5 separate regions of the Mus musculus genome follow, and regions 1, 2, 3 and 4 are each linked to region 5. A link is a loop called in an ENCODE intact Hi-C map of the cell type or tissue named here. Cell type or tissue: heart. All regions are shown on one strand. Region 1 overlaps Plod2 (procollagen lysine, 2-oxoglutarate 5-dioxygenase 2). Region 2 overlaps Plod2 (procollagen lysine, 2-oxoglutarate 5-dioxygenase 2). Region 3 holds the start of Plscr2 (phospholipid scramblase 2). Region 4 holds the start of Plscr4 (phospholipid scramblase 4). Region 5 holds the start of Plod2 (procollagen lysine, 2-oxoglutarate 5-dioxygenase 2).

Region 1 (5,000 bases), 68 kb before region 5:
TTGCTATTTTAGGACTATATCTTACTTCAGAGTTAGATGATTAAATGGGAGCTTTTTAGATAGTTTTTGAAATACATATAATACTTTCTTTTTAACACCAATTCATTCGATTTAAAAATGCCTATTGGAAGTCTACCACATGCCGCCCTATGAGAAAAATCACTCATAAACTGAATAATGAAAGCAGAGACACTGAGTTCTTGATAGAGACTTAATGCATCACTCTCTCCAACTTGGACAATATGTGCACAGCTCTATTCAGGGACAGACTCAACACCTTCATCTCATATGTAGTGAAAAATCCGGCGTCAGTTCCTTGTGGCGGGGACCCTGATAGACAAGGGCTTGAGGAGCAACCTGCCTACGTTTTATTATGACTACTGTGGTATGTATCTTACCCACGATTCTCTGTCTGTGAGGAAGACACACCGCAGTGGTCGGAAACAAGAATGTGAAAGACTATTCCCAGAAATGGATGGAAGAGCTTGCCAGAGCTGACGAAACAACGGCTGCATTTCAACAAGGAAATTCCCTCCGGGCTCCATTCTCTGCTCCTTCGCCTGCTGGGACCATGATCCCACCTCCCTCCAGTCTCCCAGGTCCTCCTCCGCCTGACAGTATGCCTGCACCCCACATGGGAGGCCCGCCCATGATGCCAGTGATGGGCTCTCCCTCCGCCTGGGATGATGTCCGTGGGACCAGCTCCTGGGATGAGACCGCCCATGGGAGGCCACATGCCCATGATGCTCAGGCCGCCGATGATGAGACCTCCCGCCTGCCCTATGATGGTAGCCACATGGCCTGGCATGATCCCGCCAGCCAGATAAGAGCAGAAGCGCTTTTTATCATTTTGTGTTTCTTGCTCTGTTTCACCAGAAGATCTTGGTGCTGAGCCTGAATGTTTAGTAGATGCACGACAATGAACCTTGTCTCTTAACTTGTGACTTGGCTGGGTGGGTGCTCAGCTTTGCCGCCAGAGCTTCTACGGACCACTGCACCTGGAGTCTGGAGAGATTTCCCTGAGAGTCACTGAGCAAAGAAAAAAAGCTGTGATTAATTCTGAAAGCTATACAACCACTTTAGGATGGATTTCTTCCCTGTCTAGAGTGTCCACATGGATTTGATTTGGGGGGTGAAGGGCCCATATCATTCCTCATCTAGGACCAGCTCTGGATGATCACTGCCACAGCATCCAATCCTCACAATAACACGTATTTCCCATTCCTTGTCCTTGAGGTTCAGAGATGAGTGTAGAGATAGCAGCTTAAAGCAGTGGTCCTCAACCTGCGGGTCATGGCCCCTTTGTGGTCCAAAGACCCTTTCACAGGGGTCACCTTAAGACTACCAGGAAACAAAAATATTTGTATCATATGATTCACAACAGTATCAAAATTACAGCTATGAAGTAGCAGCAAAAATAATTTTATAGTTGTGGATAACCGGCACGTGAGGAACCATATTAAAGGGTCACAGAGTTAGGAAGGTTGAGAACCAGTGCTGTAGAGTGAGTTGGGTCCCTTTAGTTTGGTTAAATAGCCAAGGCACAAGGAAAGGGTGGTTGTGAACAGGTGAACACGAAAAGCAGACATAGCCGAGAACTATTTTGACAACCACTCTCCATTTATAAAAACATCATTAATGTCAAAAATGCACATTGTAACTTTCAGTGTTTCAATCACACAGTTTCTATTTTTTTTAACCACAGTAATGTGTCCTTAATGTTCCAGCCATCAGCCTTGTAATGAGCACTCACAATTACTATTTCACAATTACTATTTCTTTCTTTTTCATATACAGTAATTGAAAAGATTTCTTCTTTGTAGACTCCTCGAGACCTGTTCCTGTGGTGGTATAGCTATAACTTGTCTACTCCAAAATGTATCAAATGTACCTGCGTCTGACATCTTCTATACAAGTTTTATTAGTAACACACGCTAGCAGTTACTAGCATTACTAGGTGAGACAAACTTAAATGAGAAGCCTACAATAGAGGTTAGAATTGAGGACAATCCATTTCATTAGCATTAACTGGAGGCATGCCCATTCTCTGAGAATGAGGTGCTGCGATTACTCCTTTTGAAACACTGATACAGAGCACAGCAAATCATTTAAAAAGAACCTTTGAAAAATCATCTCTTCAATCTTCATTAGTACTAGCTCTAAAGAAAAAAAAACGCTTAGGAATAACTAAAGGGAAATTCAAGTTTTTGGATTCTCATGTTTAGATTAGACTATCATCCGTGGATTCTAGCCACAAGGTGGAGCTGTGATGTCATAGTTTGCAAACACAAACCATGTAAATCCAGATGAGAAGGCTTTAGTAAAACACAATCTAAGAAGATAACTTATCGAAACTCTATACTTTTTTCCAACTATCAATTATGTATCACTAATGCTTAGTATCAATTATGTTTCCATTGGCTCGATGCTGCCTTGGCTGTTACAAGCTCCAGCAGATTCAACTACCCCGTGATCTTCCAAGAGATCCTATTACAGTCTCAAAGGTCACTGAACAACACTTTAAGGAACACCTTTTTAAATTACTTAAAAAGTTATTGTGCAATTATGCACAGAGCAGTTTACTATCTACCCAAATTCACAGGAAACTTCTCTGTCCCTTAATTCTCAGTGACAACGTAACTTACAAAATTACAACGTAATTTACAAAAATGAGGCTTTGAAACGGTGACTCTTACGGCATGCTATGGCAATTTTAAATTAATGACTCATGTTTTTACTATTATATAATATAGGCAGAAATTCCTAATTTACAAAGAATATTAATATTCAAAAGAAGCCACTTATTTTTCAGTGAAGACAAAACATGCTAATTGGTTTCTTAATGTACAAATAAACAAATATGAACATCATCAACTTGACAGCACAAAAAACGCTCTTATAACTTAACATAGGGTTATGTACCTGTATGGCAAGAGCCCTTCCAATGGGCTCCAAGCCCAGTCCACAGCTCAGTTTGCATTTTAGAAGCATGCATCCATGTACTTTTCTACTTTCTTAATTTAAATCAAAGCTTGTTTTTTACACACACACTCACACAGCCTCTATGTTTTCCTTCAATGTATATTTAATAACAATTCCAAGTCTGTACTTGTTCTGTGAAAGGCCACAGAAAAACACTGCTGACAAAGCCTGCTTTCATGATGTCCTAAATAATTTAATTTTCCAAAAACAGCATCTAGTGAAAGGAAGTTATTTATACAGACTGATTCTCCACCGTGAACAGCAATTTTAAATTCTATTAGATTTGTCTGCCATTTAAAGGGATCTGGTGTGTAAGTGGTCCCAAACTCTGAATGAATGACATGTCTAAACACTAACACATAAGGTGTGCTCTAGTGTTTAGCCAGCAGGCAAACTAGCAAGAAAGTGGGCTACTTCTATCACTCAGAGCTCCGCTTATTACATTCATGTGTGCTTTTCCCAAAATTTTACTCTATGAAATTACCAATATTAGTTATTTTTTAAGGTAAAGCAGAACAGAGAATGAAATACTAGAATATAATGATCTGTTCTAGGGGACAACTTTCATACTGATTCCATGTGCATAAATAGTTAGTAAAAGCAGACATGAGGCATGTATAATGAACGGGAGTAAGAGGTTCTGGTTTCAAACATTAGCGGAAGAAAGAAGAAAAGGAGAAAAATAATGTGGAGCAAAATAACTATCATGAGGATTTGCAAGCCTGTCCTTTTAGACATGTAAATGATTTTTTGTGTGTGTTTTCTTTCAATAATGCCTAAATGCATTCACATAGTGAAATATTGCAGTTGTAAGGAAAAAGCACAAAATCCGTTTGCTCTTCCAAGGTCTCACACGTTTATGCTCCTCTCTAGAATTTTATACACACACACACACACACACACACACACACACACCGAGAGAGAGAGAGAGAGAGAGAGAGAGAGAGAGAGAGAGAGAGAGAGAGAGAGAGAGAGAGAGGACATGGATTTTTTTCTTGCTGGTCTTACACTCCAGCAGCATGATGTTTACCTCATACACACTCTCTTGCAGAGACATCTGTCATTTTGTTATTCCTGAAAAGAACACATGAATCATGGCTCCAGGAACTCTTCCCATCAGCGTCTCAGTAGTCCATTTTCTCCACCTACCCAATCCTACATCTCCCCATCTTTAACTTGTATCATCTACTTGTGGGAGGTTTACTCTAATTATGATTCTAGGATACACTGTGTATTATTTCATTAAAGGGAGACGAAAAATGAAACCCGAAAATTTGCTAATGTGCTGTGTTTACTCAATTCCTGAAAACATGGCCTGACGTGTCACGAAGGAGCCAACGCCTGGCATCTGGCCCCCTCTGGACAGTGTAGCATGTGTCCGAGGCTAGCCTGCAGAGAGTAAGTCTGTTAGTCTGCTGGACCTGGATGGTGCCACCGCCAGACCAGATCTACTAATTGTGAACACTGCCTGGAGTGCGATTAGATTAATAAATCATCACTAAAACGCGTCCTCAATCTGGCTGATCTACTTTGCATGTTTGGGGACACCAAGAAGAGCACAAGGAGGGAATCCCACTTCTTCCTGGTGAGCATGAGAGCGGAACCACCATATCCTCATGGCTTGGAACAGAACCTGGATCCTCAGATATTCAAAACTACAACTAGACAAAGATGCAGACTGAGTGAATGTATGGCTTTCGTTTGCACTCCTATAGAATGAATTATATCATCTCCCTGGTAAGATGACCTGTCACCGTACGAGTAGAAAAATATAGCTGAATTTAAAATGTACGTAGTAACTGATATACTATTAAGCCATCAAGGTAAATGAAATAATTACGGCTTTTATATCAGATATGCTTTCAGGCTAGTTTACGATACATTCAGTTCTAAAGAAACACCAATAAGACAGAGAGGCACAATGTTTATTTTAAATTATTTTATTTTTCATTATTTCCTAACACACAGAGTTAGAAAAATGAATTTTGGCACCGTGAATAAAGACTTTCTTCAAGTTT
Region 2 (5,000 bases), 57 kb before region 5:
ACTCAACACAGCATATCTAACAATTACATTAAAAAAAATTTAGTAAAAATAAATAAAAATGACACCTTTGGGGGGCTGAGCATTTGGAATGTTTCCGGAGTAGGGGAGTCTTTTTCCCTTTGTAAGGTCTAAAATGAAGAGAAGCATCGGGTCAGTTGATCTGCACACCCATGTGTGAGGGAGGCATCTTGGTAAATAAATACAGCAGCCTGGATAAAAACTGACACTGTGAAATGCCCTTCCTAGACGGCATGCAGAACAAGCAAAGCTTACAGAGCACACGAGAGCCTCAAGCCTTCCCTGCTGCTTCACTTTAACGTGTTTGGTGAGACACAGATCCAAGCTCATTCCTTAGCAAAACTTCATTAGACACATAATTAAGACAACAGAAAAAAATAATGAGTAAGAGGCCATTCCGGATGCGCTGTTGAGTGAAATCAGCCAAACATGAGCACACAAATACAATCAAAGGTCCTGAGGGTGTTCAATGGGGGTGCACACAGATACACAGGCAGTACAAACATTCTGGAAAACATGCCTTGTTAAACTAAGGAAAAACACTTGCCAACTTTTCTGATATTCCTAAGGCCATGGCTGCTCATATAAATTCAGGAACAAAATAACAATATCTGAAACAGAAAATCTTATAAATATGTTTTCTGAATTAAAACATATTTGCACATTTTGAAAAATTATTTTCTATAAGCATTTACATTTTATTGTAAAAGTACATTTCTAAAACACTAATACACCATCAGCTCCAAATATATTACATATACTATCTTTATAGTCTAGGGAGCCTGCTTCATAAGAGTATACCATCAATAATATTATAGAGTACACTCAGAAAAACAGCTACTGATGTCAGAAGATTATGTGCTTATCAAATATGTAAAGTAAATTTCATTCAAATTAATATTAACTAAACTCGATTATTTTACTTAAAATTTTTCAAATGTGAGCAAATAGTATTCTTAAAAGAACAAAGCTTATTTTTGGATTCTGCCTTTATTAAATCTTCTTAGGCTGCTTATGAGACAAGCCTAGTCTAACATTTCAAAATCTATGTTACAAATGTTCACAAATTATCCTCCTTAAAACCCTACGATCAAAAAAATTGGCTAGTATTTACAAATCGGGAAGAAAGGAGCATCCAAACATAGTGACACACGGACTGAAAAGCAAGCACCTCATGAGAACGCTGCCGGGAGCCGCAGTGGTGGACCTTACCATATCTCTAGCATTGCGGCAAAGAGCCATATCGGGATCCAACTTATCACGGACAAAATAGTTCCTTTCATTCATCTCAGATCGGAGTGTCTTTCCTTGAATTAAGTACACATTAGCCATATATGGGACATTCCAGATTCCTCTGAAAGTTAAAAAAAAAAATACATTCCAAAAATATCACACATAGAAAAATGTGCTTCATGCTTACATTTTAAAAAGAATGCTTTGTAAATGTTCAGGTTTTGTATATGTAAATTATTTGGCTGGTAAAGCATAATGATGGTGTTTGACAAATATGAATTATTGTATACACATATCCTAATGAGGCTTAGGAGAAATTACTCCCCCTCGATAGACTTTCAGTTAGGTTGTATGTAGCTGTTGCTACCTGTCACGGTTGTTACAGTTACGTCACGACAGTCTACGCACAGACTGTTTTCTGTTTAACAGTGAACATCCGAGAGCGAAAGCCCTCACACAGAACCAGAGCTGTGCTGGCCTTGGCTGGCATAGCTCCCTAGAGCAGACATCAGAGCCAAGACATATAGGTCAGAGAGGTATTTATACCACAGGATTTTGTAAAGGCTACGACTGAGGGCGTGCTTCCAACCACAGCAAAAATAAATAAATAAATAAGTAGACATAAAAATAAGAACCCTTACATGGTATTCACAAGGAATTCCCTGAGCTTTCCTTACGTCTGTGGAAAAAGCTGAGAGGAAACACAGCTGCAGAGTAAGTGTCTGCAGACCTTTCTCTCTCTGCGCCCCCCCCCACCCCATTCTGACAGGGCTCCCTCTATATGACTGGTATCAGCTCCCCAAGGCCCGCGTCTGTCACGTTTAGGAAGCAGTAAGGAAAAATCCTGACCAAGGACGTGTAAGACCTCATTTTGTCTTACTTAGATGAAAAAATATAAACAATAAAAGGCCTTTAGATCTACACAATGTGTCCGGTAAACTCTAACACTAAACGTGATGGAATACACCATGCTTCCCTCTAAGGGCACACATGCAGATGCACTCAGTAACTGACCACGGTCCTTACGGATAAATCAGACAGGAAGCCACTGTGTACAAAGAAATTATGGTTTACTCCAATCAACACGAAGGCACTCTTCTGCACTTGATGACCTTCATTTCCATCAAATCCATGGATAGCACCAAATATATGACTTATATGTCATTTTACACTTAATAAAAGTAACTGAAACAGAGTTGACTTAGTACTGATCCCTTACCTACCATGCTATCAGATAACAAAAACTTTATCACACTGGTATCTTTCAGATGAAAATCTTCTAAGTCAACCTTTACCTTCAGAAGGAAAACGTCTTGCCACAGCTACAATTTTCCCAAGGAAAATATGAGTTATTTAATCTAAGGGCACCTCCTTTTAGAAGTCAGAGTATATTCCCCATTTAAACTGAGCTGATGAGTTTGATAATTAAGACGAGGCACTTAGGACTCAGGCAATGCTAGCCTACAATCTGGGGAAAAAAAGAGCGACATTCTTGCCTAGCATTTCCGTAACAAAAACTCTTTTGATGCTTGACAGACTAATTTTTTTTTAATTTTAGCAAATGTCAGCTATCATTTAGAAAGTATATATTACTTGTACATTTGTACTCTATAGCGTCTGTATTTTTTGAATCCTCTAAAAGATGACAATTGAATGTCAGTGGTTTCTTACCTTTTTATGTACACATTAGATCTTACACACAGAGATGACAAATTAAAAGCTACCACCAGCTCCAACAAAATCACCTCATGAAATTGCGAATGTGTGGAAGTTCTGGTTTTCTGCATTATTATTTCTGTATTTATAAATTTTAAAGACAATGAAGACAAGTTTTATTAGAGCTATTAAATGACCTAGATAAACTAAATTCTTGTCCAACTTTAGGAAAGAGTTCTACTCCTCTCTACCACTGGATGTGTACACATGACAACCAAGTATTATCATACAACAATGAAGTTGTCCTATTAGTCATGTAGATTCCTTTCGATCTTAAAAAATAAAAAAAGTTTTTATGTAACTGTAAGTGATCTCCAAGTTCTCAAATGTATCCTAAGCAAAATGAAGACAGATAAAGATGTTTTTAAAGTAATATTAGTAAGATCATATTGTCACTATATTGTATATGAAATGATTCATCAGGCAACTCACACTCTGTTCCCCTGAACAATATCCACGTAATCTTCAGAGCGAGCATAGTACCCATCAGGACTCAGTGCTCCCCAAAAGTTGGACCACAACTTTCCATGACGTGTCACAAGAGGAGCAATGATTTTCCTAGGACAGAAAACCCACAGTGTTATTAACTTTTAAATATTCATTGGAGTTGTGTATTTTGCAAGACATATAACATGGTGAAGTTCATTTAACATATTATAACAACACATACATATAGACACATATGTAATACACAAATAAATATTAGTCTCTTCGTCTTTTCTTCAATAGATACACAAAATTTTCAGTTATGTTAATTAAAAAAGAAAAAATGGAACATTTATTGAAAATGCTAACAAAATACTAAAATAACTTTTTAACAGCATGTTAGTTACATTGAAGAGAGTAAAACTAAATTGTTTCCTTGTGTTTAAATTAAATTCTAGTTTAACTGGCAAACTGAACACTCTCTACAACATTAAGGTAGCCAATGAATATTTGTTGAACAAAAAACAAAATACGCAGATGGGCCGAGACACTGATGAGTCAAGGTTCCTAAAACAAACCCTAATCACTTTACCATCTGTCTCCGGGATTTTAGGGCTTTTAAAACTGGGTTATAGTTGTAAGCTGGCCTAACAGCAACGGATACGTCAGCCTTCACTTCAGAAAACAAAACAGAGACGCTTGCCTGGAACTCAAAGTCCCTTAGGAAACTAGAGTTTAAATGTAATTGCTAACGCGTTGTGCTGAGACGGGACTTTGAGTGGCCTGCAATGCATCAACTTCAGAGAAGGTTATAAAAGCAGGGAGACCTTGACACTCTTTTCCTCTTGCCCCTCCTCTCCTCAGAACATTCCGAAGAATGTTACGAAGCAGCAGGCAGCCCTGAAGAAGCCCTGCTCCTGACGCTGAACCACCCAGTGTACACGTCCACAAGAGTCAAATAATAAGCTTACTCTTTATAGCTTACCCTGTTGGTGGCCTTTTGTTATAGCCATAGCAAACACAGTAAGACACTGTGACAATATTCTGCCTTAACAGCTATTTGGAAAGTGGTACCTTTGAGACAAACACAGTACCAAGCATTTGCACTACACAAACTGCCATAAAATTAACTCATCTGTGCTGGTTAGTTTTAACTCTCAACACAACAAAACTTAGCATCACCAAGGAAGAGAGAGTCTTAAAGAAAAAAAATTTTCATAGAACTATAGTTCTAAAATCAGGTATTTCCAATAATCTGATCATTCCACAGCGAGCTGTAGTTGTACCTCCCGTTGTGCTGATTGTTCCTGACTCTAATTGAAATGGAAATTAAAAAAAAAAAAAACTTCTAGATCGGGTTGGCCAATGGGCATCTCTCACGGTGTTTTAATTGTTTACTGAGGTGCGATGACTCAGTCTATTGTGGGCGGTACCATTCCCTACACAGGGGATCCTGGGTAGGAACAAAAGAGAGAAAAACTAGCTGAGAATAAGCAACCAATTATCTAAGAGCAATTATACTCTCTGCTCTTAACTGTCGATGTGACAATTTAAATTCCAACCTTGACTTGTGCTGACTCAAGTTATGACTACATGTGCTGAGTCAT
Region 3 (5,000 bases), 270 kb after region 5:
TACCCTGTTACTTTACTATGAGTCTTAACATAAGAGAGTCAGGAGGAGCACCTATTGACAAAGGGCTGCAGAAAAGAGCCGAGTGCCTTTATTTGGTCACTTCATTATCCCTGCGAACCCTCCCTGGACAAGCCTGTGCTTCCTTCCTCACTGTTCCAGATCATCTGCTTTCCTCCACATAACAGATACTAAACCGATGAGGTAAAAGTAACTATTGATAACATTTAGCTCCCTAGTCACACGAACTAAAATGATTAAAATCCTTTGTGCTTATTTGCTCAGTTCACCAGAAGACACACACACACAAAACAAACTACATCCATCAAGTTTTAGGGAGATTCTTAGCAACTTCAATCAAGGCATCTTTCTTATGAAGGACAGAACAGCCTTTTAATTGGATCTGTTCTCCTGGCCATGTTAATTCTCCTAAGGTAAGAAACAATTTTAAGTGTTTAATAAAACAAAATTTAGAATAATAAACAAACATTAAATAATTAAATATAAATAAATAAATAATAAAAACTGTTTATTTTAATTAACACCCAGACATTCAAGCTGAGTGATATTAATCATAAATTGTAGAGAATGGGCATGCACACACATATTTATACAAACATTTCTTATTTAAGTATTTAAATATTTGACATAATAAAAGCCAACTGTCACCTAGTCCTTTATGGTAGCAGCAGCTACTCTAACAACCTATACTAATTGATGTAAAATCAATTTAACCTATTAGGTCTTGTACTAGACTTTAACTTGTATTCGTAATAGAATTTGTTGCGTAATTTGTAAGAGTAGCTGAAACAGTATACATGGAGACTGGTCCAGAGTCTGCGGATGTGAAGGAGTTGAGAGAGGGTCACACTCAGGCAGCCTGAGTGGGCAGTGTGGGCACACACAGTCTGCTCTGTCTTTTCTGAGCTCTTGGTACTATAAAATGCCAAGCCTAGTTTGGGTTCCAATTAATACTTATCCTTCAATAGCTAGCAGGCTTTGTGATATGTTTCTCTAATCCCCCTCCTCGATGGCCTTGATTAAGGATTGCACTTAACTGTGAAATGGTATTATTAAGTTGAACTGGGGCCTCATGTGATCTTTTCAGACAGGATGTGGTATGGGATGCTAGGTAGGAGAAAAATAAGTAGAAAAGAGCCATCTACTACTTCCCAGGTATTATTTATGGCATATGCAACTCCATTATCTTCTCATTTGGTATCATAAGTGGCATAGCTCCTGGCTTAAAGCACCCTGTACAAATGGTATAGACTCTGGCCAGGGGGATAACAAGCAGAGGCATAAGGTAATAGCAGTCACTAGACCAGAAATGATATTCGTAAAAGGTTAATAAAATATGCTGCAAGAAAGAGGCAAGCAGACTCTCAAAACACCCTCTTAAAAGGGAATGTGTGTCTAACTAAAACCGATAAGAACAATTACTGGCCTTAACGCTCCTGCTTTGTCTATAGATATGCGGGTACTCCACTTGCTTGTTAAATAATATGGTTTATAGCTATAACTGTCTTTTGAGAGTGGCCCTTGGAGGTGAGCTATCTGGGCCAAGTTACTCTTGAACGTATGTGTGAGACCTCCCAGGTACTGGTTCCAACTGCCAGCTGTCAAAGTCTGATTACTCAGTCATGAGGAGTCGCTGTACTTTCGGCCTCTTTGTGTCTAAAATTAACGGGGTTGTTTGTTTGTTTTACAAAAGTACAAGAGGTGCCTCTGACCTCCAATAAGTTAAGAGCCTTCTCCTAATAAAACAGGAAATTTTGTTTACAACCAAGAGGCTTGAAATGGAAAGAAATAGAACACATAAAGGCAATATCCACTGGACAAGTGAATAACTGGCTGGCTGCTTGTTACAAGATACAGGAAAATAACCCGAAACTCCTACCTGCCCACAGACAAACCTGACTGAACTACATTTTACCTCTCCAGGCAGAGGTACTTCCCTTGCCCGTGTGCCCACCTCCCCTTCCCAGTCACCTTCTTGGTCACCTTTCCTAACTTCCAGCTTAAATCTCCACCCTCAGATTTCTCTTCGCAGGGCTTATAAAAGTTCTGGGTCCGGTGAAGGTCATGGATCTCTTTAGAGGGCATCTGGCTTACCTTTCTCATGCAGCTCCAAGTGAGGCGAATTCCTAGAATCCTAGCACCAGCAGCGACTCAGCTCTCCAGACTCCTCTCAGAAAGGCATAGGTGCTGCACTACTCCACTAGACTAAAGTCAGGGAGAAAAAGCACCTGGACTTTGAGGCAGTTTAGGTTTTGTTTCCTGAGTCTTTAGATTTCCTTTTCCTGACTGGAAAGATACGCAACCAAATTGAAACCCTGTCTGAGTTCTAAGTCCTTTGAGAATTGTTAGCTGCTCCTGGCAGAGGCTCTCAGTAGAAATGAATATCTGGTCTGTGCACAGTTCTGGAACGCCAAAGGAACACTTACTGGCATTCCCTTTACTCTGACCTCCACTGCATTCTTCAAATGCTGGCACTGATTCAAAAGGAGACTCAGGAATGCTTTCCCTTCCTTCTTGTTTTGTTTTGTTTTGTTTTGTGTTAGGAGAGTCAGAGTGCATATCCCGATAGTTCTCAAATGCCTAACTTCTTCTACTGAGTACCAGCAGGAGCCGGTAGGACCACCAATATTATTTTTCCTTATTATATTTTTGTCACAATCTTGGGACAGTTGTTCACATTCAGGTGAATGAGCCTCTTTGAGACGGAGTCTCCCTATGACTGTTATGGGTCTGGGGTCACTCCGAGATTCACCACCACCACAGGTAAGTTTTAATAAGAGGCTTTATTAAATACTGCCACTCGATATTCATGGCACCAGAACGGCAACCCAGAGTGCTCTCCAGATGCAACAGCTAGTCATATCAAGCCAAACCCACAAGACTGCTTGTGTTTTGTCTACCTGGAGGCAGAGTCTAATTTTAACATATATGTCTTGTAGATGTTCTAGTCATTGAGAAGAGTATGCAAGCTTGAGTACAAAAGCTGGAAATAGTCTCTTTAGTAGGTCTCAAACCAGAGACAAAGGGCTGAGTTCCATTAACATATGAAATTGAATGCTGGCTACCTGGTTCTCCCTGCATCCCTCACTCCCTACCCGTTTCAGGGCCTGACTGCCATATTTGGTTTGGTACCCTAAATTCTCCTCCAGCCAACAGGCTGGGCTGCTCTTCCCTATAAAATCCAATCATGTAAGTTACCTGGATGTTTTTTTGGTTTGCCTTGCTTTTTGTTTGGTTTGTGGTTGTTGTTTTTTAGGTGTTTTCCTTGTTTGTTTGGTTTGTTGTTGTTGTTTTGTTTTGTTTTTTGGTCTATCCTTTACCCTCTTGGCCAGTCTCTTGTCCCCGGCTATCCCCTCCTTAGTTGGCAGACCATCTCTTATCTCCCTTCTACTGCCTTCCTCTTCCCCTCCCCTCTCCTCACATGGCCCAGCTCAGCCTGTCTGTGTGGTGCACTCTGGACTCTCCCTTTTCAGTGCTTTCGTGACCTCTCAACCACAGTAAAGTCTAAACTTTAAGTGTACTTGTTAATCATCAGACACCTCACTTCCTGAGTTCGCTTTTCTTTCACACAAAGCTGGACTGTTTCTCCTGCCTCCCTTCACTGCTCCCCACAAAATGACTACAGAATTTTTAAAAACTCCTCAACAGATAAAAATTCTAGAGAGGGACTAGTAGAGCTCCTGATAGGCAGACAAAGGGGGGGGGGGAGCGGGGGAGCCATGACTACATAATGAAAGGCTTCTTCCTCACCCTTGATCAGAGGTGAAAACCAGTCAGCCTAAACCAAGGGCCTCAAAGAGGGTTTCTCCTCTCCTTAGCCTCTCATCCCCTCACCCCTGCTGATGGATTCTCTGGACAAGTTCACCAGATCAGATCAGGCCATGTTTATATAACAGTTGTGGACCGATCCACCATCCTGTCTATCTTTAAAATGACAAGCCCTGAACTAGGGGAGGAAGACTCTTCAGGGGAAAAAAAAAAAAACCAAACAACAAAAACGAGCTCTTGAGAAAAGTGGGTTTTCAACTTGGGCATCCCCTTCCCCTCCTGCTTTTCCAGGGTCTTTTCTTTCCTCTGTGTGTCTGCTCCAAATCTATTTTCCTTACCCCCAGTACAGGCCTCTCCTCAAGGGCTGCGTCCAGCTGCTTTCTGGAGATTTTTCCTTTTTGTACTTGTCAAGCTTGAAATTTTTCCTGCTATTTCATTCTTTTTTTTTTAATTAGATATTTTCTTTATTTACATTTCAAATGTTATCCCCTTTCCTAGTTTTTCCTCCGAAAATCCCCTAGCCCCTCCCCCTCCCCCACCCACCTATCTCATTCTTTAACTGGCATAGAAAATGGACCCCATGGAGAACCCTAGATGGAAACAGTCGTCCATAGCCACGGTACAGATGCTACTGCAGAAGGAAGGACTGAGTGTGCTCATAACTGACAGATGGAGAAGATGGCATACACACCATTTTAGAACTAGGCCTGACTTCAAAAGGAAAGCCATGCATTCCAAGAACAAGGCCATAAAATCCCCCAGGCAAACAGCGTGGGGATGACCACAAGGATGGAGATATATCTGTGCTGGGCAGCCTTATATGCTGTGTGTATCTCATTCTGGGGTTAAACATTCATGACACAAGAATGCAGTCCACTAACCACCTGGTCACAAGCCAGTCACAAACCAATCCATGTAACATCCCCAACACCCACCATTGAGGCTTTAGATTACCTAACACTAGCGAAAATTCCCCTAGAAAAGGGCCTGCATACCTTTGTCTGGAGTCAACTCTTTTTCTTTTTCCTTTCTTTTCTCTTCTTTTTTTATTTTTTGTAAGTGGCTGACCTCTGCATGCAGGCTTCTTGCTCTCTAGAAATAATAACACTCTTGCCAATTGCATCTGTGAGTGGTGGTCTCCGTGTAGCACTTTTGGACTTAACAAGACCTTAGCCAAGGATGTAGCTGAATTGGGAGAGTGCCCATCTCTCCCA
Region 4 (5,000 bases), 84 kb after region 5:
GTTAAGATTTATTCCCAAAGATTTGCTTTTCTTATTCAATGGTTTAATTTTTGTTTTTCTCAATAGATGTTTTTCTTTGTGAAGAATAATATATCTATGTATTTAATCCAAAAGAATATGTATTATTAAAGTGGGTTTTAGCATAATGTTGGTGAAATATAGGAGTATGAATTTGCCCATATTTTCCGCTTTTAGCAAAGTTAATGAATATGACAGCGCAGAAAATTTTGTGCTTTTGTCTCTATAATAAACACCATAACCATGGATATCCATGAAGGATAAGATGGAGTTTTTCCGGGAGTACATCCCCAAAGGATCTTTAAAAGAGGAAAATAAAAGAAGATGAAAATCTTCAGGAAAGATAATACATTTTTTCTATAGGAACGGATATCTACTCTATCTGTAAAGGAAATATATACATGGAAAACAAACCATGGATACTCTGTAACTTCACTATTTCTGTTATAACATTTTCCTTATAAATATGCACACGGAAATATGCAAGAATATATAAACACTCAAAGTAACAATAATTCATTCTGTCTTCCGAATGTCTCAAAGGCTGCAGCATACATACATACATACATATGTACATACATACGTACATGCTGTAACTGTGTGCATACCCTGTGGTGTGCCTGTAGTTACTGTTAGTATTTTACCTAGCACTTTACCATACTCACATGTTAGAACATTTACTCTTTCCTAAAGTTTAGGAGTAGGTATCTTCTATCTCCTGATGCATCAAATTAAACAACTAAATCCTAGCAGATGATTTCCAAACAGTTTCAAAGCCTGCTCCATTACAGAGAATGCTACCATGAGCATCTTTAAGGAAGACTTTGACAGATTTTAATTTTTTCTTGGGCACGTATTTTTACAGAACGAATTGCAAAAGAAAAATAATGAATACAACTATTCTCAGCTCTCTCTTTATGATATGTTTCGCCAACTCATATTTCTCCTTGAAGTTTGCACGTGTACATTGCTCTTGCTGTGTCAGCAACAACAAAATGATTAGATATTCAACATCAGGTCTAGTAAAAGTTAGCATGGTATTTTAATTGCCTAACTTTTTTTGCTCATCTGACTGCTACTGACAATCACCTGTTCCAGCTGTGGTTGAATTACCTTTCTTTTTTCTAACAACCCCTCATTCATGTCTGATTTTTATGTACTTATGCTCACAAATAAGTTCTTAATGGGCCCAGGTTTTGCAGATGTTTCCCATTTCTCATGTTCACAAACCTTTGGGTTTTATGCATCTGGATTCAAATTATCCATCCTGACTACATTTTATGTTAACACACTTTATATTAACTATAATAACAGTTTTATTATTAGTTTACCCAAATAAATGCCGAGTGCTCCAATTATAATCAATTTAAATGTTATTTGCCAGTCCCCTTTTACTGACTTAAAATGTATGTTTATTAAATACCCATTTTTATTTTATCCTTAAATCTCTTTCTTCAGTTTTATTGTAATGTCTGGGATCATTCTACTGTCTGTTCATTCTTTAGAATACCCCCTTTTTTTTTTAATATAAAACAAGCTGCCATGTATTTCATTTAAATTGCAGTGTGGCAATTCTTTCAAATAGTCTAGCTAAAGAGCCAGTTTAAAACTATGAATGAGTTACGATTCTGTTTAATTATGTATTATTTAAGGGACATGATATTTTCACCTAAGAAAATAAATTTTATTGGGGTCTCATGTGTAGCATAATTTTAATACTTGGAGTTTCATATTCATATTTTTATCCACAATTCATAGTTTAAATAAATTTGTCATTTTTCTGTTATTTATACTAAAGTGTGTTTTCACTGTACTTTCCTGTAGTTGAGCCTCAAAAGACTTACAAAGTGTGATGCAACTGGAATGCTTATTAACTTTGTTATTGTCCCTAGGCACTTAAATTATGCATAATGTGCCATCTTTGTGTCCTCTGTTCTGGTGATGTCATTGGGCCATACAATGTGACAGTGTGGCTACTTTAAGGGTTACATAATGCCTTGCTTCCTTATTTCCCATAACAAGGAGCTGGAAGGTGGAGGTTGTGTGTTTACTTCTGCAGTAACATCTGTATCCCAGAAGTATCTTGGAAATCAACCTTACTGCATAATGTCTTCATAATATACTTCTGTTACTCTTGCTGGCTCCACTTAAACTACTATAGACAAAATAAAAGCGCAAACATACTGCGGTTCTTAAAAGTGGGTACATCCACACAATATAAGATATAAAATTCTAAGTCCTAAAAGGCTAATATTGTACTCTGTAAAGTAATGGGGGGGGGGGACACAAACAAACAAACAAACAAAAACTTGTCTCTATCTTTTAGCCCCTGCCAGTAAAACCTTGCAAAGTTATCTGAAAACATCTATGCCCAAGGCCCTAGGAGAGACCCACAGAGCTGCAAGGAGGGGACAGGCTCCACTGGTGCAAGAGGGAAAAGTGTGGAGAGGGTCTCCTGGGAAGGGCCTGCACCCTCGAGAGTTCATGTCACCAGGGCCGAATGATGCTCCCATAGAGCCTTCACCCAGCACCCCATTGTCCTATCAAGAGCCGGGGGAAACCAAGCGGACCCCAACACAAGAAACCCCACCCCGCTCCACAAAGCGAAAGTTGCGCAACCACCTGCGGCTGAGCTGCCCCGCCTCCTCCACTGTCACGGAGCCCGCGCCCTCCATCCCGCATCCCCCTAATCTCCCAGGGTCCCCCGCTCCCCGCTGGCCCCTCTCACCGCCCGCAGCTGCAGGCGTCGCCGGCTGAGCTCGCTGTCCTGCCTGGGGGAAGGCGAGAGGCGCCGAGGAGCTGGGACGATCCACGCGGGGCAGCCGGGGGAGCCTTCCCGGGAGGGCTTCCTGCAGGGTGGGGCGCCGGCGTCCTGAACCCTAGCCAAACGCAGGGTAAACAAGTTGTGGGCGCCAGCGAAGCCCGCGGGGTTGAGCTCCGAACCGCTCCTCTGCTGGTGGCGGGAAGCAGCTGGTCTACCAGCCTCACTGCTCGGCTCTCATTCCCATCCCTGGAGGAGACCAGTTTGATCTGGGAGGGAGAGGGACTAGGACTGGGGTGCTGGTGGGGGTAGAAGCAGGCTCAAGATTTCTGACTCTCTAAAGAGGACTTTGGTTACTTGGTTAATTGCTGCTGTCAGGCACACATAGTTTTATCAAATTAAAGTGGTTCGGTCCGGTACAGTTAGCTGAAGGAAGTGGACGAACCAAATGTCCTTTGACCTCACTCAGAACCACAACTGGGCACAGCCTGACCTGAAGAAGCTGCCGAGAACTTGGCCTTGCAGGCTGCGCTCTGGGAGGAGTTTACATGGGGGTGGAGTTCTGGAATTTTCCATTTTCCCTCGCACATGATTTGTCAGAATAGATTTAACAATTAATAATGTTCTGGTCGGTAATATCTGCCAAGAATACTTCTCAAATGAAGAAATACAGCCTTTTATTGAAAGCATGAAACAAACAAACTGACATCAAAGTCTTAGCGAGATGTAATGGTTTGAGTTTGTTAGAGGGACCAAGAAATTGAGCTTGTGAGTGTGAATATCTAGATTGGCCTCATGAGAGATACCAAAAGCATTCAAGATCAAAACATGTCTGTGGAAAGAGAGGCCCATTGGTCTTGCAAATTTTATATGCCTCAGTACAGGGGAACGGCAGGGCCAAGAAGTGGGAGTGGGTGGGGGGATATATGGGGGACTTTTGGGATAGCATTGGAAATGTAAATGAAGAAAATACCTAATTAAAATAAAATTTTAAAAAATCATGTCTGTGAAGCATTGCTTGGAAGACAAATCAAATATATGAGAGCAACCACATAGGCACTCAGGAGCTATGAGCCAACCACATAGGCACTCAGGAGCCATGAGCCACCGCAGAATTCATGGGCTTTTGCATTTCCAGAGCAGGTGTCCAGCCTGAATTCCTGAGGGTTTGGGGGTGGGGGCTGATACACACTTTCTTTATGAATCCCTACTGCAACGTGCCTCTGTCTCTTTGACACTCTTGGGGAGGGAGAGGTGTTTTGTGTTGTGTTTACAACAGTCTTAATGTCAGTAATGGAGCAGTTCAGTAAAATTAAAGTTTCCCCAGGTTCCATTTCCTCAATCCTGTGTTTTTACTGTAATGTTCACAAACGCACAAGCTGTAAAACTATACAGAATATGGCATTTGGGTCAGCCATCAGTTACTTGGGTTTTGACAAAACTTAGATTAAAAAAAAAAAGGCAGCATTTATAGTGTCCCATGTGTGTGATTTCTTTCTTTCTTTGTTTGTTTGGTTTTTTTTTTTTTTTTTTTTTTTTTTTTCGAGACAGGGTTTCTCTGTGTAGCTTTGGCTGTCCTGGAACTCACTCTGTAGACCAGGCTGGCCTGGAACTTAGAAATCTGCCTGCCTCTGCCTCCCGAGTGCTGGCATAAAAGGTATATGCCACCACTGCCCCGTGTGATTTCTTGACTTAACTGGTTTTGCTTGCTTGCTTGCTTGCTTGCTTGCTTGCTTGCTTGCTTGCTTGCTTGCTTGCTTGTATCTGTATTTTTCCGTTCTCTTGAGCCTCTAAGTCTGCTTTTCTTTTCTGGCACAACCTTTGAGATGATTCCACAGCCTTTCTAAAATCTTAGCATATTTTATGCTGTATATTATGTTGACTTTTAAAACAGATACTTACACACACAAAGTAAAGGGTTACATTGTGACATCTTCTTACATATGTGTCAATATACTTGGTTGTTATCCAAGCTTCTTCCCACTACACTTTCCCATTCCTTTTCCCCATTCCCCATACCCTCTGCCTTCTCTCTTCTTGTGGTCCCCTTTGTCCTCAAGAGCCACCCCACTCTCAGCCCCTTCCTGGTTTCATGTTCTATTCCATTTATATTCTATTCACCTCTCTTTCTATGAGTTTCTTTTCTTGTTGCTATGATAAAGTATTCTGGCAAATGCTAGTTAAAGGAGAAAAGACTTATTCTGGTTCACAGTTCAAGGCT
Region 5 (5,000 bases):
ATGGGGACAAATGATTTTAACCGAAATCTTTTCGATAGTCTCTCTGAGCCTGGACTACTAGGGCTGCCAAAAGACATCCAGGGCAGCACACAGCAGACCTTTCAGTTGCTGTAACAAGCAGGACTTTCCCAAGTGTTGAACTCACAGCCAAAGCCAGGAAATTTATTCCAGAAGCACACTCACCGTCACAATGGAAAACTGCTAGAAGAAAAATGGCTTTTAAACAACTAAAACCTGCCATCCCAACTACTCAGGAAGCTGAAGTAGGAGGCTCACGTGAGCCCAGAAGTTCCAGAAAACTCTCAAAACTAAATGGAAGGGCAGAGTAGGACCTATAATCCCGCTGATAGCATTGTAATGTCACATTGCCTCTAGGACACCTATTTATCTTGTGCAGTGATTCTCAAGCCTGGATCATCTGCCTCTCAAGAGGCTGGCCTTTTGCTGAAGCCTTCTTTTGTTCCCTCTTTCATAGCTGGGCGCCACTGCCATCTAGTAGGTAGAGGTCAAGGAAAAAGCTAGACTTGCAATTCCTACAAAGGGGGTATGGCTCAAATTATCAAGAGGGCCCATTCCTTTTATGTGGGAGAGTGAGCACACACTGGTGGGGGGGGGGTTGCATGTGAAGGCATGAAGACAGTCTCAGGAGTCATCCCTCGGGTACCAGCCACCACCTCTTTTTGACACAGGATCTCATTAGCCAAGCAAGCTTTGCCAAGCAGGCTACACTAGGTAGCCAGTCAGCTCCAGGGATCTGCCTACAGTCTATTTCATCCTCAATGGGGTTATAAGCACAGGCCACCAGGCCTAGCTATTAAGTAGACCCTGGGGATCCAGAACTCAGGTCCTCACACTTTTGGTACAAGTACTTTACTAACTGAGCCATCTCCCCAGCTCTGAATATTCTTTTTACTGACCAGCTGGAACACATTGACAAATAATGGGGGGGGGGGGGGTTGTCACAGGTGATCTGCACTCTTGAAAGCCCACTCATCTAGACAACTTAGACCTGAAAGATTATTTATGTAGTAATATCCATGTAGTAATTTCCAGTTATACTACTTCAGGGATAAAACTTACCACAGCTGATAATAAATCTGACCAAATAACCAAACAATGCATCTTTTGCATCTATTAGCTTACCACAGAACATGTGAAACCATCTATCTGTGTGTGTAACCAGAATGGCTACTCCTCACTTGGCTCCATTAATGCAGAAACATTTCCAACATTTAGCTCATAACTGAACTCTGGGCCCACCTACCACCACAGAAACCATGTCTCAGATATTAACCATAGGCTTTATATGAAAAACATTCGTATCTCAAATCCCCTGCCTTAGATATTACAATCCCTTAAAATTTAACATCCAATTCCATGAAATGTAAAAGCTTGCACAGGGAAGTTTTTGTTGTTTTTTTTGTTTGTTTGGGTTTTTTGTTTTGTTTTGTTTTGTTTGTTTGTTTGTTTTTAACCTCAAATTTAAAGGTAGCAGCCTGGCATGGATATACTCTGTAAACAAGTGAGAAGTCGCATCGAGGTGGCATAAAATAGACAGAAGCTGAAGCCAAACTCTAAAATTAGCAAATCCTGGCGGTTATTTTTACTTATCAATAAAAGCTTTTGGTGTTTTAACAAAGACCGTTTTCAGAGTAAAGTCTTATATTCTGTCTCTATTCTCATTTATCTGTGTGATTTTTCTAGTACTATGCTGAAAGAAATACCTTTGATATGAGATAAAAGTTACTTCAAAATCAGAATACTCATACAGGTTCAGATTTCCCTGTGACTGCAGCCAACAAAGCGAGCACTGTTCCACAGAACCAGGTGCTTCTGAGTCCTTAAGTTTCACCTATTGCGCCATGAGAAAGACAAAAACCGATGGTTACAGGGTCCAACTGGACTTGTGCCAAGTGTTACCCTCTGAATTGGAATTCCAAGGTAGAAATGTTTGCTCCTCGCCTTAGTTTCCAGAGGAAAAGAATCTAATTAGTTACTATAGAATGCAAAATTAGCGCATCCACCCACTCATCACCAGAGTGCATCGGGTCATTTAAACGCAAGGCTCAGTTCCAGGGAGCTGAGCCCAGGGCCCAGAAGTAGAAAGGACCAAAGAACTCCCCTGCGCGATACAGCAGCGCTGCAAGTCCCGTTGAGACAAATAGGCGGCGGGGCTCTCCTCTGGCTGAACCCAGAAAGTTTTGTTCACACGAACTTGCCTCCAACTACTAGCTTTAGCTCAGCTTCCGAACACCGGCCAGGGCCAGGGCTCAGGGACGCCCCAAAGTGTAACGGAAGGAGGAGTGGGTGGGAGCACACTGGGTCCGATCGTAGCCGGGTCCCGAGCGCTGCGTGTAGACAGAGGCAGGATGGCAAGCTGCTTCCCGGGGCGCAGGAAAGGAGGTCCCTGCCAATCTCAAAGCAGGGAGCCCCGCGGCTAGGTCCCGCAGGGATGGAGCAAGCAAAGAGGAAACATGCCCAGTTCTCTCTAGACCGCCGGTGGAAACCAGCAAGCAGAGCTCACCTGCAGGGATGCGCCCGGGCGTCTCCTCCGCCACGCCCAGGCCGGCCGCCCAGGAGAGCAGGGCGAGCATGGGCATCAGCCGCCCCGGCCTCGCTCCGCGGTCCCCCATCCGCCCCTGAACCCGGGAGCCGAAGGCCTGTGGCGAGGACTTCTCGCGAGACGCTGAGACCCCGAAGAGCGCAGGACCAGACGTGAGCCCGGGGCTGGAGCGGAGGGCGGACTGGGAGGACTGCGTGGGTACCGAAGAGCACGGAGAGGATTGAGCGGACTTCGGCGGAGTCCGAGCGCAAGGAGCGGACGACGGAACCGGAGGCGCCCGCGGCGCGGGCTTAAGAGCAGCCAAGGAGGGCGGGGCCAGGGCCGGGGGCGGGGCGCTGCTCCGGGACCCCGCGTCCCGGGCTATCCCGGCTGCACCCCCACCCTCCGAGTCGCCTACGCCTACGTGCACCGCCTCACGCCGGGGCTCCAGGGAGCTTGCTTGTGGAACGTGCGCCCCTCTGCTCTCCCGGGGTTCCAGAAGCTTCCTCGGCACGCCCTGGCTAGACCTTCTTTCTCTACTGAACCCGGCGCTCCCGGAGGTGAGTGGTGACTGCGAGGGCTTCAGTCTGCTTGGCTGAGTAGGCGCTTGTCACACTCCCAGCTGTTCCTTCTGAACTTCGCCATCACCGTGTCAAGGAAGGCCATGCTTTGATTTTAGTCTGTAAACAGAAACTTTTCATTGTCCGGTGAACATCTCTGCCGCTGCTGGTGCCAGGAGAGCCATAGACTCTTTCCAGTAATGAAGCTTGTAAACCCGACGGAGTCCAAGCCCAGCTTGGGCAACCTGAGGCTGTGCTTTAACAAGATCGCCCTGCCAGGCACATGGAAAATTACTTCCGAAGATGTAGAGGAGCCATTCCTGGTCTCCTGGGAGCTACCTCCACTGCTTTGGGTTTTGATTAGTATGTCTATGCAAAGTCATTTGTCCTCTGGTTTTTACACTTTTAGTCCCAGGATTTAAACTGAGTTGTGCAGGGGTGAAAGTTTTGACAACTTTGTCTCACACACTCCGTGTATGCTTAAAAATGAAGAAAGAATCAAATTGACCGCGTTCAAGAAGCTCGTAGTTAAATCTTCCTGCAATGGGAGGAGAAAGGAAATACTCGTTCTAAGTCTGATTTTTTAAAGTTAAAATTACTCAAAGTTTATGATCACAGGTTTTGTAAAATTGGCATAAATTCAAGAGGAATACTAGCTAGCAGATTGAAAGCAGGTGGGAAAATGTGTAAATATTAGGAGTGTGACATTTAAAGGAAAAAATAATCATGAGACTGAGCCAGTCCTTGCTGTTTTGAAGGTCTTGGTGTGTCTGTCCTCCTCCCTCTTTTTAATAAAGGAAAATTGGGGAAACTTCAGACATGAGTAGAAATAGTCAAAGAAATGGAAACTGTGATTGCAGAAGAATGGAGTAAGGAAGAATGAAGTGAAACTTTTTTTTCTCTGAAGAGGGTCAGCTAAGAAGTGGATTCTTTTACAGTGTGGGTGGCAGGTGCAGCGTCATGAATCCAAGCAGGGGCAAGTAGAATCAGCCCTCAGAAGAAGGGCTGGTCATTTGGCTAAATATGTTTCCAGAAATCCAGACTTGGGCCTGCCAAGTTCCTTGAACTTGATTTCTTGCTTCCCCGAACCTCTGGAGTCTTCAACTTGCCTGGCTAGTGATGGAATTTCCATGTATGCTTAGCTGTAGAGCCTACCAGTAATTATTGGTTACCATGACAGTCTGTTGAGTCTCAAAGGCAGAACTTAAGAGCCTCTATAAAGCAATAGTCTCTGAGACTTTCAAAATAGCCAGACGCTTCAGTAACAACCTGAAACCAAATCCTTCCAGCCCTCTCGGGTTTCCAGCCCTCCTGTAGGCTGGAGTTGTCTACTCCACAAATATCTACTTCCCATGGCAAACACTCAGCTTCTTTAGCTCATCAAATCCAGATCTTACACCTAGTTTCTTTATCTTCATTAATGATCCTCTTACTTACATGGCTCCAGATTTTTGTCAATCTCTGCTCTCACTAGCACCAACCTAGAGGACTGTTATATTTTTCTTCACATTTTCTCTGCCTTCTTCCATTCATTCTTTCCTGCTTAAGTAACATACCTCTTGATGCCCTGGTTCAAGCTTTTTATCACTGGCCAACTTTCCTGTGGCTGCTTCCTGTACCCAAACTGTGGAACTCTGTATTATGGCTTGACCCATCATACTCATGATTTTTGTTTTCATCCCTAAACACAAAGATTCCACAGAACCGGAAACAATCCTAACCCATTTGCCTACAATTCAAATTATTTCACTAAAATATAAGCCACCTCATTCTGTATCCTACACTTGATTGGTTTGGCATACTTTGTCTCTCACCACAAGATGAATGTTTTGTTTTTATTCTCCAAAATCTGTATAGCACTCTCTTCTCCTTTCCTCTACTCTACACCTGATTTGGCT

Evidence for each region. Hi-C counts contacts between places; a loop is a spot of excess contacts. Peaks named below come from ENCODE experiments on the same cell type or tissue, not always from the same donor. Only the 100,000 strongest peaks of a DNase experiment are listed, where the experiment ranks them.
Region 1: a loop joins it to region 5, with 5 times the contacts of the local background. A loop is called at or near these places in 4 of 42 quality-filtered maps.
Region 2: it touches region 5 in a loop (3-fold over the local background); 7 of 42 quality-filtered maps call a loop at or near these places.
Region 3: a loop joins it to region 5, with 1.8 times the contacts of the local background. A loop is called at or near these places in 2 of 42 quality-filtered maps.
Region 4: a loop joins it to region 5, with 2.6 times the contacts of the local background. A loop is called at or near these places in 2 of 42 quality-filtered maps.

The regions. Positions count from the first base shown.
Region 1 is chr9:92,608,335-92,613,334 of GRCm38, reverse strand. It overlaps Plod2 (procollagen lysine, 2-oxoglutarate 5-dioxygenase 2), which reads right to left. Exons shown (of 19, transcript NM_011961.3): 19 at 4,907-5,000. It also overlaps the pseudogene Gm2495. Among named protein-coding and RNA genes, the nearest start is that of B430319G15Rik, 68 kb to the right of the region's middle. In heart, a CTCF peak has its summit at 2,247 (motif pointing right); no DNase peak of the experiment used is centred here.
Region 2 is chr9:92,597,113-92,602,112 of GRCm38, reverse strand. It overlaps Plod2 (procollagen lysine, 2-oxoglutarate 5-dioxygenase 2), which reads right to left. Exons shown (of 19, transcript NM_011961.3): 12 at 3,400-3,525; 13 at 1,231-1,372. Among named protein-coding and RNA genes, the nearest start is that of B430319G15Rik, 57 kb to the right of the region's middle. In heart, no CTCF peak of the experiment used is centred here; no DNase peak of the experiment used is centred here.
Region 3 is chr9:92,273,126-92,278,125 of GRCm38, reverse strand. Plscr2 (phospholipid scramblase 2) reads right to left here and starts at 2,524. Exons shown (of 8, transcript NM_008880.3): 1 at 2,113-2,524. In heart, no CTCF peak of the experiment used is centred here; DNase peaks (open chromatin) are centred at 1,635 and 2,415; H3K4me3 peaks cover 303 bases; H3K27ac peaks cover 1,488 bases.
Region 4 is chr9:92,455,672-92,460,671 of GRCm38, reverse strand. It overlaps Plscr4 (phospholipid scramblase 4), which reads right to left and starts at 3,294. Exons shown (of 9, transcript NM_178711.3): 1 at 2,747-3,294. In heart, a CTCF peak has its summit at 2,967; DNase peaks (open chromatin) are centred at 2,781 and 3,271; H3K4me3 peaks cover 1,012 bases; H3K27ac peaks cover 833 bases.
Region 5 is chr9:92,540,093-92,545,092 of GRCm38, reverse strand. Plod2 (procollagen lysine, 2-oxoglutarate 5-dioxygenase 2) reads right to left here and starts at 2,870. Exons shown (of 19, transcript NM_011961.3): 1 at 2,525-2,870. The coding sequence starts at 2,633. B430319G15Rik (RIKEN cDNA B430319G15 gene) reads left to right here and starts at 2,224. Exons shown (of 1, transcript NR_029474.1): 1 at 2,224-5,000. In heart, a CTCF peak has its summit at 2,160; DNase peaks (open chromatin) are centred at 2,182 and 2,782; H3K4me3 peaks cover 3,098 bases; H3K27ac peaks cover 1,668 bases.